Linked DNA regions of Mus musculus: region 1 is linked to region 2. The links are chromatin loops, found by intact Hi-C in ENCODE. Cell type or tissue: left cerebral cortex. All regions are shown on one strand. Each heading gives the region's core, and the rest is flanking DNA. Links, peaks and the distances in the headings are about the cores only. Region 1 has its middle 210 kb from the start of 4931408C20Rik. Region 2 holds the start of Gm5524 (predicted gene 5524).

The links. A loop is a pair of places that touch in the nucleus more often than their neighbours do. Peaks named below come from ENCODE experiments on the same cell type or tissue, not always from the same donor. Only the 100,000 strongest peaks of a DNase experiment are listed, where the experiment ranks them.
Region 1: it touches region 2 in a loop (2.3-fold over the local background); 3 of 42 quality-filtered maps call a loop at or near these places.

The regions. Positions count from the first base shown.
Region 1 is chr1:26,899,537-26,904,921 of GRCm38, reverse strand. No RefSeq gene overlaps it. Among named protein-coding and RNA genes, the nearest start is that of 4931408C20Rik, 210 kb to the right of the region's middle. In left cerebral cortex, for the core only: CTCF peaks have their summits at 2,419 (motif pointing left) and 4,838 (motif pointing right); a DNase peak (open chromatin) is centred at 2,412.
Region 2 is chr1:27,881,897-27,887,281 of GRCm38, reverse strand. It overlaps Gm5524 (predicted gene 5524), which reads right to left and starts at 3,236. Exons shown (of 2, transcript NR_151583.1): 1 at 3,204-3,236. In left cerebral cortex, for the core only: no CTCF peak of the experiment used is centred there; a DNase peak (open chromatin) is centred at 2,823.

The DNA of each region.
Region 1 (5,385 bases), core at 131-5,130, 980 kb after region 2:
TAAGGAAGGACACTAGAGCATTGATTATAAGAAGTCCTAAAGTAAGAACCAGCAAGAAAAGGCATAAGGGGCCAAATGGTCTGTTATTAATGATGTCAAACTAGGGGACATGTTGTATGGTATATCCTTTCAGATGAGCCCACAGACTATATTTCTTTATCTCTATCCAAGAGGTTTCGCTTGTTTTCAGCTAGAGAGTCTCTAATGACCCAAGAGTGATTAGAATACAAACAACATTTTCTCCATACATACATAGACCACTTTCCTTAAGGAAAAGACCTTGGTCTTTCTGAAAGGCCACTTTAGCCAGAAGGTTGTCCTGGCTTTCTAGTAATGAGGTGGCAATGTTTAATCTGGCCAGATCTTTTTTACCTTATTCACTTAGATATTTGAAATTGTTGAACTGAGAACAAAGTACCAATACCTATAGGAATGAAACAGTCATGCTGATCCCCATCAATATGAGCACTAGAATAGGGGCCACACATTTAGACTGAAATGGTGCTTATGGGTCCATAGAGATCTATCCCACAATTCCACCAGAGTACCAGACTTGAGAAACTATATGCACTAATACACATGACTGGGATTTGTTCATTAGTGAAATGGCTGACAGATACACAAGGTGTTAAAGCCCATGTGCACATGAATTAAATGACTTTAGGGGCAGCTAAGAGATCATTATTATTTTCCATGCCCAAGGAATTAAAATGTTTGAAGTAAATGAACTTTAGGATTTTAACAGATGCCTGCATAAAGGGATCTTGCCAACAAATAATTATTGGATCGTGGCAAATCCTATTTCCTTGCTGATCTCCTAGAGTGAAGGGTGAGTACCATGAGCAAGAGACAGTATCATTGAATGTTACCTGATTGACCCTCTGGAAGACCTTAGAGTCTATAATTGTGATGCCCACCTAATAAAATGGTTAGGGATCTAGGCAAAACCAATAGTCATTAGTCATATTAGGCCTGGTACCATTAAGAAACTTGAAGGGGGTCCAAATAGTATCCAACAGTGGGGTCGAGTGAAGTATAGGCAGCTCTGGAATCTCAAAGAGATTCATGACCACCAGAAGGTACAGTTTTGGGGTCATGGAGAATGACTGTGGATGGATGAGTCTCCAACCCTTTAGCTAGGGGCCTATGGGTCACAGGACTTCAGATTTCACAAGCATATGAATAGTAAATTCTGTCCCTTGGTCAGGTCAATATAGGTAAGCTCTGGATCCCCACATATACCCTGGTTCCCCGTCTGCATAAGAAGGGAAAGGGTCCCAGAATTTGAGGGTGATGACCATTGGATTGCAAGTCCAAGGTGTGCATACAGTTGGGTTGTGGGTAAGCTCTATCTTATTATAAGGGTTCCTGTCCTTTTCCATCCTGGTGTACATTTTGTACAGCTGACATCCCTGATTGTCCCCTTTGGACTAGTTGGTTGCTCAGGCAGGACTGGTCTGGGGTCACTGATTCAGGAGCTTTAGGAGATTCAGGGGTTCTAGACTACCTCTAGAGCTTAATGATTACCAATAACCTCTCAGGCCTACGCCTTTTGATATCCAGGAAAATGTATGATGGCCAATTTCTTTGAAAGCCAGCAGCAACCCAGGTGATCTAAGATTGTTTTTCATTGAGCTGTTAATAGTCCCCTTTGATGGTATATTGTTCTATGAACATGTGCAGTGGCAGATTTATATCATCTATTAGTATAGATATTAACCACTTTGTTCTTGCCCAACTGGAGTGCCTCAGTGAGGGCTATCTATTCTGTCTTAAGGGCTCAGGTCCCACTCAGGAGGGGAGATGCCCATGATGTCTGCTTCAGGTCAGCCACTGCTCCCATCAGTGTACATGGTGAGATCTGTCTTGGGCAGGGGTTGATCAGTCAAGTCTGATTGGGCTCCATGTACATGTTGCTAGATTTCAAGTCAGGTGACTGAGTTTTTTAAGTCCGGGTTAGGCAAGAAAGTTGCAGGGTTCAAAGAGGTAATAGGAGAAAAGGACACTTGGGGGTGGTTGAACAAAGACTGATAGTGAGTCCTGTTAGCATTTGAAATCTGTCAATCAGGGGGGCTTTTGAGGACTCCTTCTACAGCATGAGGGGAAGGTATGATCAAAGGCTTCCAAAGGGTTAATTTATTAGCATCCTTGGTCATTAGGGCAGTGACCACCATGACTCCCAAGCAGTTAGGTCATCCTGCCACGACTGGGTCCAAATTTTTAAAATGGTAAATCAATTGTCATCACCAGGGGCACAGGGTTTAGGTCAGCACTCCCTTCATGATGCCCTGTCTCTTGTCCACAAATAGGTAGAAAGGCTTGGTTTGATCAGTTAGGGCTAGGGTAGGGGTAGACAGTAGTGCTGATTTTAAGTCATTGAAAGTCCTCTAAATTTCCTGTCCATACAAAGGTCCCTTCCTGCCCCCTGGTGGCCTCAAAGAGTGGCCTGACTATTTTATCAAAGTTTAATATCTAGAGTATGCAAAAGTCGGTTGACCTTAAAAATTCTTCTACTTGGTGCCAGCTCTTAGACAGTGGGATACTTGAGATGATTTCATTACATTACTGAGAATTTGCTGACCCACCTTGAGTTGGAAGCCTAAGTAGGTCACTTCAGGGACAGAAATTTGAACCATCTTGTCTGTGACCTGTACCCCAAGTTCTGCAAGGTATGCAAGAGGTCCTGATAATCTCCATACAGGAGTTTATGTCAGTGGCAGCCAAAGGCAGGCCATCCACATGTTGAAATAATGACATATGTGGTTAAGTAGGTTGGTACTCACTCAGGTCTTAGTGGAGGGTTTCATCAAAGATTGTAGTCAAGTTCTTGAACCCTTGTGGCAGCTGTGACCAGGTCATCTGTCTGCTAAATCTGTCCTCTGGATCTTGTCATTAAAGGGAAAAGAGGGGTTGGATGTTTCTGTGCACAGGAATACTAAGTAAGGAATCCTTTAAACCTAACGCTGTAAATTTGCCTGTCCAGTGGTAAGGAGCTCAGAGGCATGTATGGATTTGGTACTGTTAGGTGGCTCTCTTTCTCTCACTTGTTCACCTCTCTTAAGTTATGCACTGTTCTATAATATTTTCTTCCGCATTTCTTGACCAGTAGCAGAGGAGTGTTTCAGGGAGACTGACATGCAACTAAAATCCCATGCTCCCTATAGCAGCTGATTCCTAAAAGACCTCTGGCAACAAAAGATCTTGTCTTATCCTGATGGAACTGAATATAGGTTTGGACTGGAGATAGGTGAGAGGCCAGAACCACAGTTTTTTTGTTTGTTTGTTTGTTTTTTGTTTTGTTTTTTTCAGCCCATATCTGGGGTGTCAAGTCCATGAGTTCCCTCATGAGTGTTGAGAATGAGTAGCCCCTCTGTCCTCTCTCCTCAGGTGATTTTTATTCTATAATGAGAGTATACAGACTAGAATTGAAATACCCTGCACAGACACATTGCCCTCTGGAGAGAAATGGATATGGACTCCCATTTTAGCTAGAAGATCTCTTCCTAATAAAGGATAGGAATATTCTGTACTTATCAGGAAAGAATGAGAGTCTTTTTCTCTAAAATGGTTCATTGGAGAGTTCATGGATACGACTTGTGCCTGTGGCACCTTGGAGTATGGTGGTCTGGATAGTCATAGGGCCTAAGGGGGTTGGGAGGATTGAATGGTGTACATACTCCAGTGTCCACAAGAAAATTGACTGGGTATCACCCCATTTATAGGGCTACCCTGGGCTTGGAAAGGGGCTTCTAACCCCAACTGCCTCAGCCTCCTTATTCTAACACACTTCAGTTTCTAGTGCCTTTGAGGGCATTCTCCCTTCCAATTGTTCATTTCTTTTCAATAGGCACATTGATTTCTCAGGAGTCTAGGATGAGGTTGATTGCCTATATTTGTCTCAGGAAGAAGGGAGTAGGAGTGGGACCTTTTTTGGCCTTTCTGAGGTGCCCAAGACAAAATTTGGACTTTTGCAAGCTTTCTTGCCTGTCTATCCTTAGGACTGTCTCAGCTGTTGAAAGTTCTGCTAACAATATCTATTAATTTAGACGGATTTTTTACTTTCAACGCCTTCAATTTTCTGGAACTTTTTTTTTCCAGATGTCAGGGGCATATTGACCCACAAAAGCCACATTGATGGCCCATTGGTTCTCTGGTGCTTCTGGGTCAACTCTTGTGTAAATCCTGTAGTCATCTAATAACCTCTCCGGGAAGCAGCAGGGGAGTCTGTCACTTCCTGGACTATCGGACCTACATTTGACACATTTGTAGGGTGTATTGTGGCAGCCCTGAACCCCTCCCCTTCCCCATCCCAGCCCCAATTAGAATCTGGCGATCGACTATAAATACCTCACATTCTCAAGCACGGTAGGATTTCATTGTGAGCTCGTCTGAGCAAAGCACAATCAATTGCCATGGGGTTCTCAGCATATCTTCAGTTGTATCCTCGAACCAACTGTGGGCTTTCAGTCAGATGTGGCCCTGCTCCTTGGTAGGGAAGGGAGTCCAGAGGAGTTTTTGGCTGTCCCCCCAGGTAGGTTTCTGGGTAATAAAAATGGTTTCTAAACAGGAGATTAAAGACTGAAGCTTTCCTGAAAAAGGAGGACTCAGGGCCTTCCAGTTGTAAATGTCACTTGTAGGGAAAGGATGGTGATAGACTACAAAGGGCTTGCCTTCCTTAGCAGCAGATGTGGCAACAATGCATACTAGAAAGGTTTCAGTTGAGGAACTGAAGTGGGTGCTACATGGGATGAGACAGTATGGTTAGGGAAGAAGATGAGGGATAGGAAACAAAACCCTAGGGATTGGTGGGGCCGCCAGTAGGGGGCTCCACAAAGAGGCCAGTAAGGAGGTGGCAACTGGCTCTCATCATCTGGATAGGACAGGATCAATCTGTGTTGCTAACATGTTTTTGCCTCTGTTCGTTTAAAGAAAGGTGGAATGCAATTTTTCAACCACTTGGAGGCGTCAGAGAGAAGAATTCATCAGATTCTGACTCAAGGAGCCTGGACAGGGTGTCCAGAATGTCTGAGGACAAGAGTCTGTATGGGAAGTAGAACTATAGGGTCAAAATATTCCTCTCTAGGCCAGCTGGTGCTGAATAAGGGCCCTTCAAGCACACAAAGAGTACAGTTTTCTGGGGGAAAACTCCATCCCCGAAGATGTCATGGCCATCTGAATGTCCTTAAAATGGCAAAGGATTCCCCCAAGAGTGGTGTCCAGAGTGGAGCATGTCCTCATGGGTGGCTTTGAGTACTCTTTCCACCCAAGCCTCAATGTGCCACTGAAGCTTGCCACGGCTCCTTTGATATCTAGGGTTCAAAATTCTTTATCTCTGAGCTCTCTGGTCACTAGATTAAGTTTATTCTGAATTCAAATGTTTTAGAT
Region 2 (5,385 bases), core at 268-5,267:
ACTTGGAGTGTCGAGCTGGCAAAAGAGGCAGCTCCTTTTCTCTAAGTTACTTCACATTCTCTAGAATTCATTGACATTGCAAAGATATGCCTCAGTTCTTCAGGTTGGCCTGACCCCCTTCCTAAATCTCTTCTTTATATTACCATCAAAGTTCTACCAGTAAATGACTGGAAGCAGAACCATTGACATAACTGAATAAATACAATTATCTTTGCTTGCTTGCTTGCTTGTTTTAATGTCAGGGAGTAGTTTCCAAAGATTTCTCCTTCTGTCAAGTTGTTTCCTACAAATATTTTCTCTGTTTTATTTTCTAATAGCTGAGTAGCCATCCTCCAATCAAGCTGTTCCTTTTGCAAACATATTCCTGTCACTTCTTTCCTCTTTCATTTAGTATGTCAGCTCTCAGATCTATCAGTTACATTCTCAAGCACACTATTTTTCTTTATAACATATTTTATTCAAGTTTTGTAGGGCCCTATACTGTGCTTAATTTGTGGGACGGTCAGTCAGATTACAGCAGCCCCTGAAATGCTTTATGGTTGTAGCAGTGATCTTGACATACAAACCTTCTGATTTCCAAAGAATTGCCTTGTGAAACTCCCTGGCCTGTGAGAACTCTAAGCCCAAATGTCAATGTCTTTTTCCACTCTATGTTGAAGTATCTATATAGTAAATAATATTACTAAATTAAATGTTTGTCAACAAATAGATATTTTACATGTTCTCATTTAACCCTTTTAATAGAAAAAATAATAACTTATTTTCCCCTGAATTAAGGTAAAATATAAAAGATATAGCAAAATTATTACTGGGAATTTAAAGTTAACAGTCACAAATAATAGAAAATGTGACTGAATCCAGACCTGGCATTCCTGCACCTAAACCTCAAGAAACTGGAGGCCCCAGGAAGTGAAGAGATCTGGTGGGGTGTGTGTGGGGGGATGGACATTCTCATGGAGACAGGGTGGGGAGGAGGTAAAGGATGTGTAACAGTCAGAGGGTAGAATGGGGGGTGGATAAAATCTGGAGTATATAAAAAAAAAGATAACATTTAAAAAAAGAGTAAATGTGAAATAGAAATTGATCTCAGAAGCTTCCTCTCAGGCAAAAGATTTGAAGAGAATGAAAAGATGTATAAAATGACAGGGATGGTCTTAGTTCAAGCTGATGAGGCATTTTTGCTTGATGAATGAATGAATGAATGAATGGATCCCAAACAATTAGCTCTTAAAGCTTATGCAGAGCTGAAAATTCTATTCACACTGCTTTCACCACTTGGCTAATTTTTAATTTTCTGTGTAACTACTATTGTCATTTAATAAATACTATTTTATTACATAGTACAAATGTGTAATTTTTATTTATATACATGTCATAGTAAACTCTACTACTTTATTTCATCATTTAACACAATATACTTTTTTATATAAATCAATGGCTTTAATATAGTAAATCCATAGAAACATCATGATTTTTAAATTCAGTTCCAATGTATAGTCAGATTAAAAGTTTCCATAGAAAAGCCATAAGTTATAGCTCAAAGCCACTCTCTTATAAAACTGAAAATTCTCTGTAGACATCTAATGGAAGTTGTGGCTGTCTCTTCTTCATCAATACAGAGCCTTTAATAAAACTGGTCAACTTTTGATGAATACTATTCTAGTCCAAGGAAAAGAGTAACTTCCATTCTGTTTCATGTTTTTTAGAGCCATGCGGAGTTGAAAATTGAATGGTAATTTTCTGAAAAAGCTTTCTGGCTGAAGAAGATACAAAATGCAAATGAGAATGATGCTTCGAACTTGGACAGCTGATCTTCAGATCCCTGTTGGAGCCTATGATGGCTCCTGCTCCTTCTACTTTATTCTGAGATATTCTGTACTAGTTTTCTCTACCCACCTATTTCCTTGGGGAGTAGGTAAGAAAATATTGCTAATGGTAGACCCAGTGGGTACCTATCAGCAATTTATTTTACCTTTTTGTTTCAGTCAATAGTTTCGGTAATATTGTCTTTTCTTTTAATTTCTATTTTTATCATTGTGGATTTTGCCTTTGAATACTGTACATTTCAGCAATGTCCTTTCTGTTGGTATTCTATTTTCTTCCTCTCAAACAGGCCCTGGAAATCTAGCCTAGGCTGATCTGAAACGAAGCAACCCAGGATTCTTTCAAACTTCTGGCAAACCCTCCTGAATCAGCCTACTAAAAAGCCAGATTTAAATATATGGACCACAATGGTTGGCATTTTTGTCATTTTTTAACACCTATTTTTTTAAAGCATCATAAAAATCTTAATCAATGTAATCCTTATGCTAGGCCCGATTTGTCTTGCAAGTACAGTGACCCTGACTCATGGGGTTACTGAACTTCAGACCAGAGGTTCATGGAAATCAGAAATGGAACCCTTAATCTGTAGGAGGCATCTCACTTCCCGTGCTCTCTCTGTTTCAACTGAAAAAAAAAAAAAAACAACAAAAAAAAAACACTTTTGAAAATAAAAATATAATTGATATTTTTGCTATGCCATCTGTCTTTAATATTCTACATTGCATAGTATATGTGCAAAGCCCAGGGTTCTAAATAGATGCATAATGTTGACTGGAGTTGCAGAAAAAAATAATTAATAAAGAAAACCTGAACAAATTAAAATTACTATATAAAGAACAAGGAACTGAAGACTCTCCTTTGTGTGAGATAAGCAGGTCATCATGGCAAAAATCAGTGTCTTTGTGTTGAACAGAAGTAGTCCATTCTCATTAAACTCCTTTACCAAAACACAAAATGAGGTGAAATGAGGTCCCTCCCAGAACTCAGAACAGCACATTTTTGAGCAAGTGGTTACTTGCCTATTTTTTGTGGCAGATAAAAATAAATATAAAGAAATCAAGCAATATGTTCTTCAAAGACTGTATGCAAAGTATGGTATAAGTGGGAAGAAATCATATGTCTTAGCTTATGATGAGATGGGATTTACATAGACTAGCACCTTAATCAAAAAGTACTTGCTACTACCAATAAAGTAAGGTAAAGATTAAAATATTAATATTAAGTTTGTCCTTGAAAACTGAGCAAATATCTAATCACAGTACTGTATAAATGAGGATAATATTATATCAAGAGTCCTTTTGCAACTCTCAGAGGAATAAAATAAAGTGAAACAAAATGTATCCATTCCACCTGTTCTGAAATTTTCCTGAACCACTTACCTATGGATTGTGCTTCTAGAAGACATCAACATTGTGTTAGAAATGCCTTTTAGTGCAAATGTTGTTTTCAGTTGCTGGGTTAATAAATTACTCTATGTCCTGGGCTTATGCCAGTTCCATGATTTTCTTGTGTACTAAACTCAGAAGTCCAAAGTCATTTCAAGTTAATGACTAAACTCAGATGGTTCTCATATTTCTGGAGAAGTAGAGATTCATGAATAGAGTTTCCTTTTCTAGCTTTGATTAAGTACCCATTTTTCCCTGCTTTGGTTTCTTCTGACTTATTGAGGCTATGTCATAGTCATTCATAAACGCACTAACTCTCTCACTGGGATTTCTAGCACATTCCTTTTATAAAGACTTCTATTGTATCAGAAGGGATGATCTGTTATCAAAGTTTGTGACTTGATCTGAGGCATATCAATCTTTTTCACTGAATGAGCTAACACTAATATGTTACCAAATGGGGTGTATTTGGATATATGTGTATGTGGCTATTTTCAATTATACACTCACATTTGTTTTGATTGTTTGTTTTGTCTTGTTCTCATTCTTTTTTGGCCTTATGCTTACAAGCTTCTTTGTCTTTTTCTAGTATAGATTTGTGATATAGCCAAGATAAAGAACTTTATTTAATGAAAAGTGTATAAAGAGATGACAAGGTAAAAAAGAAATGGAGCAATGTCTGCTTGCTCTTAGAGCTGGTGGATTGAATCCCTGCAAGGAAGAAAGCTTAAGAGTCAGTAATCATTTGACAAAAGGTAATTCCAAAATTTCTATTCTGAGATAGTTTAATAAAAAATTGGGACTGGGACCTTCATCATTTCTGCACAGCAGATTTCTTATGCCCTTACAACTGTGAACTAGAATTTCTTTTTATGATGCTTAGAGACAATGATACATGCTTTTGTAAACATTATCAAAAATAGCTAAGTCATTTTGTGCAGTGAGAGTTTTGTGTAACTAAAACTAGTGTAGATTTGTGATGTAGCCAATGAAGACCCAGAACTTGTGATCACTCAGTGTTCTCCATTTCAGGGCAGAAGGACTGCACATCTAAGCCATCACACTTGTTCATAAAATGATGGGAAATTATACGCCATTTGTATTGTGTGTAGTTATTCTACATATTGAGCTATATCCTCATTCCTTAATACTTTTTACTGAAGTTGACGTTAAAGGCTTCATTTTCATTGTCTTAAGGATGGAAAGGATGACACCACAATTGTCAACAAGTATTTTGACAACTAACACATTTAAGCTGTGCCTAGTTCTACATACAGAAAGGAAGAATCTACCAACCTGGATTCTTTCAGATGAAATTAAAAATTATTTCAATATCACAAGAGGAAGACATTTAACTAGTTTTAAATGTGACCACAAAATCTCTGATACATGTATATGTGTGTGTATATATATATAAGAATGACTGGGTTCAAGCCAAGAGAAAGCCTTTGTTAGCCTCCAGGCTACTAAACTTAAGTCCCTAGTCTTTCTCAGGGTGAGCTTTTAAGCATAAACAACAGTTCCTGGGTTGACAGATATCAACTAGCAATAACAGTTAGCCAGAAACAGAAATATAGAAGCTGTAAAGAAAGGTCAGAGGCAGATGCTCAAAGCCTACCATTGAACTGTGAGCGGAGTTCTCAGTTGGAGAAGTTGGAGAAGGGACTGAAGGAGCTGAGGCAGTTCGCAGGCCCATGGTGGGGAGCAACAGTCCCAACCAGCCTGAAACTACCATAGTCTGGACCACCACCAAACAAAGGGTACACATGGAGCAACCCATGGGTCCAGCCGCTTATGTGACAGAGGATGATCTTTTTGGACATCAGTAAGAGGAACAGCCCTTGGTCCTGTGGTGGCTCTATGTTCCAGTGTAGGGGAATGCCAGGGCAGGAAAGTAGTAGTGGGTGGGTGGGTGGGGAAGACCCCGCATAGGCAGGGGAAGGGGGTAGGATAGGGAATTTCTGAAAAGGGGATAACATTTGAAATGCAAATAAAGAAAATATCCAATAAAAAAAATAAAGAAAAAGAAAGGTCAATACATTTAGGGACATTCTCAACATTTAGGGACATTCTCAACATTTAGAGACATTTTCAGCATTTAGGGACATTCTCCAAACCTTTGATAGGCTAGGTACTTGTTTTAACTTTCACAGATACACATACTCTTACATGTGTG